3 separate regions of the Homo sapiens genome follow, and all the other regions are linked to region 2. A link is a contact called in ENCODE Hi-C or POLR2A ChIA-PET data. All regions are on one chromosome and are shown on one strand. Each heading gives the region's core, a stretch centred on a gene start or an enhancer-like site at or near the end of the contact. The rest is flanking DNA. Distances are from core to core; before and after follow the strand shown. Region 1 overlaps SLC7A6 (solute carrier family 7 member 6). Region 2 holds the start of COG8 (component of oligomeric golgi complex 8). Region 3 holds the start of DDX19A-DT (DDX19A divergent transcript).

Region 1 (2,700 bases), core at 37-2,536, 1.1 Mb after region 2:
TCCTTCTTGGGAATTGCTCCCCCTTCCCTATCATGACTGATGGAGCCAGACACTGGACCCAAGTTGAGCCTGTTACATTGCCTCTCCCAGAAACACAGAGTTGGAATACCAAGAAACTGAATCTAACAGTAATGGGCAGAAGGGTCAGGAGCTACAGCAAGTGAAAGTCACATACAAGCCCTTAGTAACAAAGGGACAGAAACCATAAGTAAATAGAGGAAGGAAGCAGAACACAAAAAGAAGCAGAAGTGGGAGGGCATGCAGCTTAGACAAAAAGACAGACAGGGGGCCGGGGCAGCGGTGCACACCTGGAGTCCCAACTGTGTGGGAGGCTGAGGTGGGAGAACTGCCGAACCCAGGAGTCCGGGCCTATAGTGCACTGTAATAGCATCTGTGAATAGTCACTGCACTCCAGCCAGGGCAACAGAGTGAGAACTTGTCTCTAAAAAAAAAAAAAAAAAAGACGAGAAAATACACAGAAGAGACAGAGGGGTGAGAGATAAGAGACAAGGAGGCAGAGACAGAAGAGGATAAAAGGAGAGAAACACAAAAAGGTGGAAATAAACATGGAGAAAGAGACTGTCTGACAATATCCTGGCAGTGCTAACTGTGCTTCTGGTTTGCAGCTCCAAGGGGAAGAGAAGCTGATACACTCCTCAGACCCACTAACTGGCACTGGGTCTCACTTCTGATCCTTCTCCTTCCTTCTATCCTGCCATAAATGTCCTACAGGTTTGGTCCTCTCTGTGCACAGGTAAATATTACACACAGTGGAAATTCAACTATGTGCTAAACTAATGAATAAAGAAGGCTGCTTGTGGAAATGCCTGCAGAGTCCATTCCAATAGACCAGCTGGAAGGATACAAAAGCACCTGGTCAGAGTGGCTCCTCTGGGGAGAAAGACTAAAGCTGTGGAGAGGGAAGGAGACTTTTTCCACTCTGTGGTTTACCATGGTTTACCGTGAACATACGCCTCTTTCTAGATAAAAATAAAAATAGTTCGTGCTCACTTCAGCAGCACATATACTAAAATTGGAACGACGCAAAGAAGATTAGCATGGCCCCTGAAAATTTTTAAAAGAATTTGTTTAAAAATAAAAATGGTTCATTAGCAACAATGTAGCACCAGAAGGCAGAGCCAGGGTAGTGTGAAGCTAGGAGGCACCTAGGGCACAAAATTTAAGGAGGCACTCACTCTCAGGGGACCACATGCCGGAACCTGAGAGTGAGTACGCCCTTCAACGCTGACCCCAGGCACCTCGTTTGCCTCACCCTACTATCAGCCCTGCCAGAGAACAGAGAGCTCCTAGAACAGTCTGTCAAGCAGAAGCCAAGTCCCTTGACTGTTCTCCTGATTCTAATTAAGAAACAAAATTTCACCATCTGATCCTTACTCCTCTATTGCTTCCCAGAACTCCCAGCCCCCCTAGCTTACCATAAACTATCAGAGTTCAAACAAAGTCAACAACTGGGCCTTAAAGCCAGATGCTAAGATTCAGCTACCACAATTAAAACATCCAAGCCTTCCCTCTTCTCCTGATCTCATTTCCTTGCTGGACAAGCCTGCACCAAGGAGCGTGGGACCCACGTGAGGGTCTTCAAGGCTCTCTGGGAGCTTATTGCTGAGAAAGGAGTACTCAAATGGCAGATCCAAACTGAAAGCCAAAGCAGAAACAAATCCCCAAAGTCTCTGTGGCAGACATGGCTAGTTATCTTCCTCTATCTGTTCTTCCCTTTTTCATTCGTAATAGAAATTTTAGCTGAAGGCATGGCTGTCCAAAATAAAGCTGACATTGCCCAGCCTCTCCTGCAGGTAGGTACGGCTGTGCAACCAGGTTTTCTCCCGGGATGTATGCAAATATTTCATATAAGACCTCAGAAAGTGTCTTTAAATGGGGGAGGCAGTGTCTTTGTCCTTCTTGTCAGTTACAGTGCAGACATGACAGCTAGAGCTTCAATAACCATCCTGGACCACCAGCTAGAAGTCACAGGCTGAGGATGGCAGGAAGACAGAAGGAATAAACCTGGCTCCCTGAAGAACTGAAGTCATCCAAACCACACTGCCTCCTTTTAACATGTGAGAGAAACAAACATCAACATGTTTGAGCCATGCTGCTAAAGGTTTTCTGTTGTCTGAAACCCAAGTTAATAGTGAATAACATATGCACCCTCTCGCAGAACTGTGCCTTTCATACTCTCTTTCTGATGAGGAGATTGCCTGGCAATCTGAAGCTGTACTCCCAGCTACGCTGACAGTAGTCACAACTCTCTTTTCCCACAGGCAACAGAGAGCGGAGGGAAACCTTCCAATTCCTCCCAGACAGGCTGAATGTTATAAAGGGGCATTCAAGGACAAAGGAGTGCAACCGTAAACAAAAAATAACAACAAAAATGTGGAAGAAAGGCCGGGCGCAGTGGCTCACACCTGTAATGCCAGCACTTTGGGAGGCCGAGGCGGGCAAATCACAAGGTCAAGGGTTTGAGACTAGCCTGGCCAGTATGGTGAAACCCCGTCTCTACTAAAAATACAAAATAATTAGCTGGGCATAGTGGCGTATGCCTGTAGTCCCAGCTAATCAGCAGGCCGAGGCAGGAGAATCACTTGAACCCGGGAGGCAGAGGTTGCAATGAGCCAAGATCACGCCACTGGACTCCAGCCTGGGCAACAGAGTGAGACTCCATCTAAAAAAAAAAAAATG
Region 2 (2,700 bases), core at 81-2,580:
TAAAAACACACAAAAAAATCAGCCAGGTGTGGTGGCACATGCCTGTAATCCCAGCTACTGAGGCACAAGAATCACTGGAAACTGGAAAGTGGAGGCTGCAGTGAGATCGCACCACTGCACTCTAGCCTGGGCGACAGAGTGAAACTGTGTCAGGAAGAAAGAGAAAGAGAAATGAAAAGAAAAAACAGAGCAAGAAAGAAAAAGAAAAAAATAGAAAAAGTTATTTTCTCAACTCTACAAGGATCATCCTCCATGGCCAGGTTAACAGCTCTTTTTCTGGACCCCGGTGTCTTCATTGCTGCCACTTATTTGCTTTCTGATCTCTAGCTGGGTCTCCCTAGGCTCTTCTACTTCGCTGGAGAAAACTAACCCTACGCAGCCACATAGCATTCCTATCCCATAGCCCTGACCATGCTCAAGCTGCAAGACCTCTACACATCTCCATGTGCTGAAACTCCTCCAAGCACACTGTCAGGGACTCTGTGGGAGAGAAGCTGCCGGACAATCTGCCTAATCCTTGACTTCATCGCCCGTGGCAGAATTGGAAACCGCCCCACAAACCTTGGCATAAGGTGCAAGGTAATCCAGAGCTGTGACGTGCAACCGAAACTTGTGGGTTTTAGTGAATTTTCCAAAGCAGGTCCCCAGCGACACCAGCTTGTCCCCGGAAATATTGGCGGCCAGCTTCATAATCTTCTCACTAAAAGGGTAAAGGGGGAGCAAGGTTGCGGATGAAGGAGGCTCGTGGGACCCAGGACCCCTCTCCCCTGGGTCCATGCTGCCTGCCCGGCCCCGCCTCACCTCACATAGTACACCCGGTCGTTGTGCAGACGGAAACAGTAGGTGCCATCGGGCCGGTCCACCAGCAGTTGAAGATTCTCCCCAATGCTGAGGGCAAAAAGAGGACTGGAGACCGCGCCCGAACGAACCGGTCTCCGGCACCGCGCCCCCACTCCACCCTTGGCCACCACACCCACACACTCCCGCGTCCGCCCCGCGCGCTCCTACTATTTCGCTATCTTCTCAAACATGACACGGGTCTCCTCTTCAGTCAAAGGCCGCATTTTTCCCCCTGGGTTGGAACACCGGATCCTCGTGCCTTGGTAACTGGAAACGGAAGTCGGTCGCTCGCTGCTCCCCGGCAATCCCAAAGCCTTCCTCTCTAGCCCCGTACCAATAGTTCGTCTCGCTAGCGCCCAATAGTCTGGACGACCGCAGGGGAAAGCAAGCCGGCCGGATGAGAAAGCATAGAGACCGGAAATGTGCCTGTTTCTTCCTGTCCTAAGTTCGGAGTCAGCGCCCCTTGTGGTCCGGAAGGGAAGTGACGTTGTTGCTGGGAAGATGGCGACCGCGGCGACTATCCCATCGGTAGCCACGGCCACAGCAGCGGCTCTCGGCGAGGTGGAGGATGAAGGGCTCCTGGCGTCGCTGTTCCGGGACCGCTTCCCCGAGGCCCAGTGGCGCGAGCGGCCCGATGTGGGCCGCTACCTCCGGGAGTTGAGCGGCTCGGGGCTGGAGCGGCTGCGGCGCGAGCCCGAGCGCCTGGCGGAGGAGCGGGCGCAGCTGCTGCAGCAGACGCGCGACTTGGCCTTCGCTAACTACAAGACCTTCATCCGCGGCGCCGAGTGCACCGAGCGCATCCACCGCCTGTTTGGCGACGTGGAGGCGTCGCTCGGCCGCCTGCTCGACCGTTTGCCCAGCTTCCAGCAGAGCTGCAGGTGCGACGCGCCTGGCGCTAAAGGGGTTTTATAACTGTAAAAGCTGACATTTACGATGGTAGAAATAACTAACACATAAAGCGTTTACCACGTTCCAGGTTCTCTGCTGAGCGCTTTATTAATCCATTTAAACCTCACAACAGCCTTCGAGATAGGTACTGTTATTCCTTTTTTATCTTTTTTGAGACGGAGTCTCGCCCTGTCGCCAGGCTGGAGTGCAGTGGCGAGATCTCGGCTCGCTGCAACCTACCTCTGCCTCCTGGGTTCAAGCGATTCTCCTGCCTCAGCCTCCTGAGTAGCAGGGACCATAGGCGCGCGCCACCACGCCCAGCTAATTTTTTTGGATTTTTAGTAGAGACGGGGTTTCAGCATGTTGGCTGGGATGGTCTCGATCTTTTGATGTCGTGATCTGTCCGCCTCGGCCTCCCAAAGCGCTGGGATTACAGGCATAATCCACTGCGCCCAGCCCTGTTATTTCCATTTTACATATGAGCAAGTCAAGACAGAGATTAGTGACGTCCAAGGACACAGCTAGGAGGTTTCGAATTCAGAACTGGTTACCCAGAAGCACGTCCCTCCCTCGAAGGGCAGTTGTGGGCACAAAGAAAAAGGATTCATGCAAAGCTCTTATTATCGGGTCTGACACAGTTAACATTATAGGTGTGAGCTGAATATATGTGCACATTTATATACTTATTTTATACGAAAGCGTGGACCGGAGGTCATCTGCTTCAAAACTTCCATTGACGGGAAGGTGACAAGGAAATCCTCGCATTTGAGGGCATCAGATATCAAAAAGTCTCTCCATTTGGATGGCTGGATGTGGTGGCTCAGCCTGTAATCCCAGCACTTTGGGAGCCTGAGGCTTGAACCCAGGAGTTCGAGAGCAGCCTGGCCAACATGGCAAAACCCTGTCTCTATAAAATAAAAAATTAGCTGGTCGTGGTGGCGTGCGCCTGTAGTCCCAGGTACACAGGAGGTT
Region 3 (2,700 bases), core at 1-2,500, 1.0 Mb before region 2:
CCATACCGGCTGGGCGCGGTGACTCACGGCTGTAATCCCAGCACTTTGGGAGGCCGAGGTGGGCGGATCACTTGAGGTCGGGAGTTCGAGACCAGCCTGACCAACATGGAGAAACCCCGTCTCTACAAAAAATACAAAATTAGCCGGGCGTGGTGGCGCATGCCTGTAATCCCAGCTACTCGGGAGACTGAGGCAGGAGAATCGCTTGAACCCGGGAGGCGGAGGTTGCGGTGAGCCGAGATGGCGCCATTGCACTCCAGCCTGGGCAACAAGAGCAAAACTCTGCCTCAAAAGAGAAACAACTACAACAAAAAAAAAGACAGTCCATTATCACTAAACAAACCTAAAGTTTAGGTCTTAGATATAAGAACAGAAAGCCACAGTGTATGCTGTAATTACATTCCAGTTGAATGAATATTCATTACTGAAAGAACAAGTACATGAAACCGTTACTTTACACATCAATGAAACAATTTGTAGTGCCTCCTTCCAACATCTGCAGTAGATTGAGGTATTAAATCCAAAAGTCAATCTGTTATTCTGCAAAGAGCTACAAACTACCAACCACGTTAAGCATGGATCTAAGAAATGTTAAATACAGAGTAGTACAGAAACATGCGAAGAACAGTCGCGTAATGAAAAAGAGAATCAGAATCTAAACTTGGCTTTCCTTATAATCGTCACCGAGGAGGTCAATAGAGGAATGACAGCATGCATAGTGGGGCGGATTTACCAAAGGATGAAGTCCTTAACCAGCCCAGATGGAGATAAAAAGCTCGACATTGGTCTCTTTAGCTCTAAGAGCAAATCAAGGGCAAGTGACTGCCCTAGCAAACTGCAGGAGCGCGTTGCCCAGGGGCCTCCCCAACCCGGGGAGCTCCCTGTGCTTTTGGGAGGTTTCGCTTGGGCCCCTGCTACGTCCTCCTCGCCAGGAGCTGAGCTACTGACCGACTTGACAGCCGCTTCCTGCTCGTCCACCGCCAGGGCCCACGAGTCGGTGGCCATAGTCCCGGACAAGGGAGACCCACTTGTGAAAATATGCGCTGCACCACGTCGCAACGCGGGCCCTAACCTCGCCACCGGCGCGAGAATGCACCTCACGCGGACCGGAAGCGGCGGTGAGCACAGGTGACGTCAGTTCCCACCCAGCGTGCGACATCATCATTCTGCGCGGCGCCAGGTCTCTCCTCGGGCCTCGCCTTTCCCTTCGTGCGCAAACCTCGCGCTTTTTGCTCACCCTTCCAGGACGCGGCCTCCTCGCTTCTTAAAATGTCTGAGCTCTACGAAGTGGAACTGTTAGCCCTCCGTTTATTGCCTTACTTCACACTGAAATAAGCCAACGTTTATTTTATTTTATTTATTTTATTATTTATTTTATTATTTTTTTTCGAGACGGAGTCTCGCTCTGTCCCAGGCTGGAGTGCCGTGGCGGGATCTCGACTCACTGCAACCTCCGCCTCCGTGTTCAAGCTATTCTACCTCAGCCTCCCGAGTAGCTGGGATTACAGGTGCCCGCCACCACGCCCGGCTAATTTTTGTATTTTTAGTAGAGATGGGGTTTCACCATGTTGGCCAGGCTGATCTCGAACTGCTGACCTTGTGATCCTCCCGCCTCAGCCTCCCAAAGTGTTGGGATTACAGGCGTGAGCCACCGCGCCCGGCCCCCAACGTTTCTTTTTAAGCCTGTCATATCTCACATTAAATGTGTAAGTCTCTGAACTGTAGGGCTTTGAACAAAGGAAAGTTCCATGAGAATACTATATGATGCCAATTTCTACTGTTAGGAACGCGATAACAGGTAAGAAAACAAAAACCAAAACGCAACAGAAGACCCGTAAACCCCATAATTCCACCATCCAATAAACACAACACACAATGCGTTTTTTCGTTTCTTTTTTGAGTCAGGGTCTCATTGTGTCGCCCAGGCTGGAATGCAGTGGTGTGATCTCGGCTCACTGCACCCTTGACCTCCCACCTCAGCCTCCCAGGTAGCTGGGCCCACAGGCCCGCACCACCACTCCTGGCTAGTTTTTAAACTTTTTGCAGAGACGGAAGTCTTCATTATATTGCTCAGGCTGCTTTTGATCTCCTGCTAACTCCAGAGATCCTCCTGCCTTGGCCTCTCAAAGTGTTGGGATTACAGGCATGAGCCACCACACCTGGCCATTATGTTGAAGGACCACCAAATACATAATGTATAATCTATTTATATGAGATTCAAGAATAGGACAAATAAAATCTATGCTGATAAAAACTAACAGAGCTTACCTGTGGAGAAGGATGTTTGGTCCAGACACAAGAGAACTTCCTGGGTGATAGAATTATTCTGTATCTTGATTGGGACCTGGTTACATAGATGTGTAAATTTGTTAAGTCATGCTACTTTGTATTTCTAAACTCATGGAACCATTATTTACAGATATCACCCAGGCTGGAGTGCAGTGGCCGGGTCTTGGCTCACTGCAACCTCTGCTTCCTGGATTCAAGCGGTTCTCCTGCCTCAGCCTCCCAAGTAGCTGGGATTACAGGCACACGCCACCACGCCCAGATAATGTTTGTATTTTTAGTAGAGATGGAGTTTCACCACGTTGGCTAGGCTGGCCTTGAACTCCTGAGCTCAAGGATCTGCCTGCCTGGGCCGCCCAAAGTGCTGGGATTACAGGTGTGAGCCACAGTGCTGACCTGCTTTTTCTTTTTTAT

The links. Hi-C counts contacts between places; a loop is a spot of excess contacts on that map. ChIA-PET counts read pairs that join two places held with the same protein, here RNA polymerase II (POLR2A). Pooled maps may share reads with other maps.
Region 1: a pooled map shows a loop between it and region 2 (3-fold over the local background). The contact joins the enhancer-like site here to the promoter of COG8 in region 2. A Hi-C loop is called at or near these places in 1 of 50 pooled maps. POLR2A ChIA-PET finds 5 or more read pairs at or near these places in 2 of 52 experiments (B cell and PC-3).
Region 3: a map of CD8-positive, alpha-beta T cell shows a loop between it and region 2 (8-fold over the local background). The contact joins the promoter of DDX19A-DT here to the promoter of COG8 in region 2. A Hi-C loop is called at or near these places in 1 of 168 maps with a recorded cell type or tissue (CD8-positive, alpha-beta T cell), 1 of 37 single-sample maps with no recorded cell type and 6 of 50 pooled maps.

What each region holds. Positions count from the first base shown.
Region 1 is chr16:68,282,622-68,285,321 of GRCh38, reverse strand. The region is part of intron 3 of SLC7A6 (solute carrier family 7 member 6); the gene reads right to left. It also overlaps the pseudogene RNU6-1262P. Among named protein-coding and RNA genes, the nearest start is that of SLC7A6, 19 kb to the right of the region's middle. RefSeq lists an enhancer at 961-1,100. Within about 2 kb of position 1,286, at least 16 of the 41 ENCODE cell types and tissues checked have a DNase peak (open chromatin) inside an H3K27ac peak, as active enhancers do; they include B cell, where a contact is called at or near this core.
Region 2 is chr16:69,338,194-69,340,893 of GRCh38, reverse strand. COG8 (component of oligomeric golgi complex 8) reads left to right here and starts at 1,330. Exons shown (of 6, transcript NM_032382.5): 1 at 1,330-1,718. The coding sequence starts at 1,342. NIP7 (nucleolar pre-rRNA processing protein NIP7) reads right to left here and starts at 1,122. Exons shown (of 5, transcript NM_016101.5): 1 at 1,009-1,122; 2 at 802-888; 3 at 562-700. The coding sequence starts at 1,064. RefSeq lists enhancers at 744-823, 1,004-1,123 and silencers at 1,544-1,593, 1,604-1,653.
Region 3 is chr16:70,345,297-70,347,996 of GRCh38, reverse strand. DDX19A-DT (DDX19A divergent transcript) reads left to right here and starts at 1,250. Exons shown (of 5, transcript NR_039997.1): 1 at 1,250-1,798. It overlaps DDX19A (DEAD-box helicase 19A), which reads right to left and starts at 1,094. Exons shown (of 12, transcript NM_018332.5): 1 at 949-1,094. The coding sequence starts at 1,005. RefSeq lists enhancers at 850-1,339, 858-1,475, 1,476-2,094.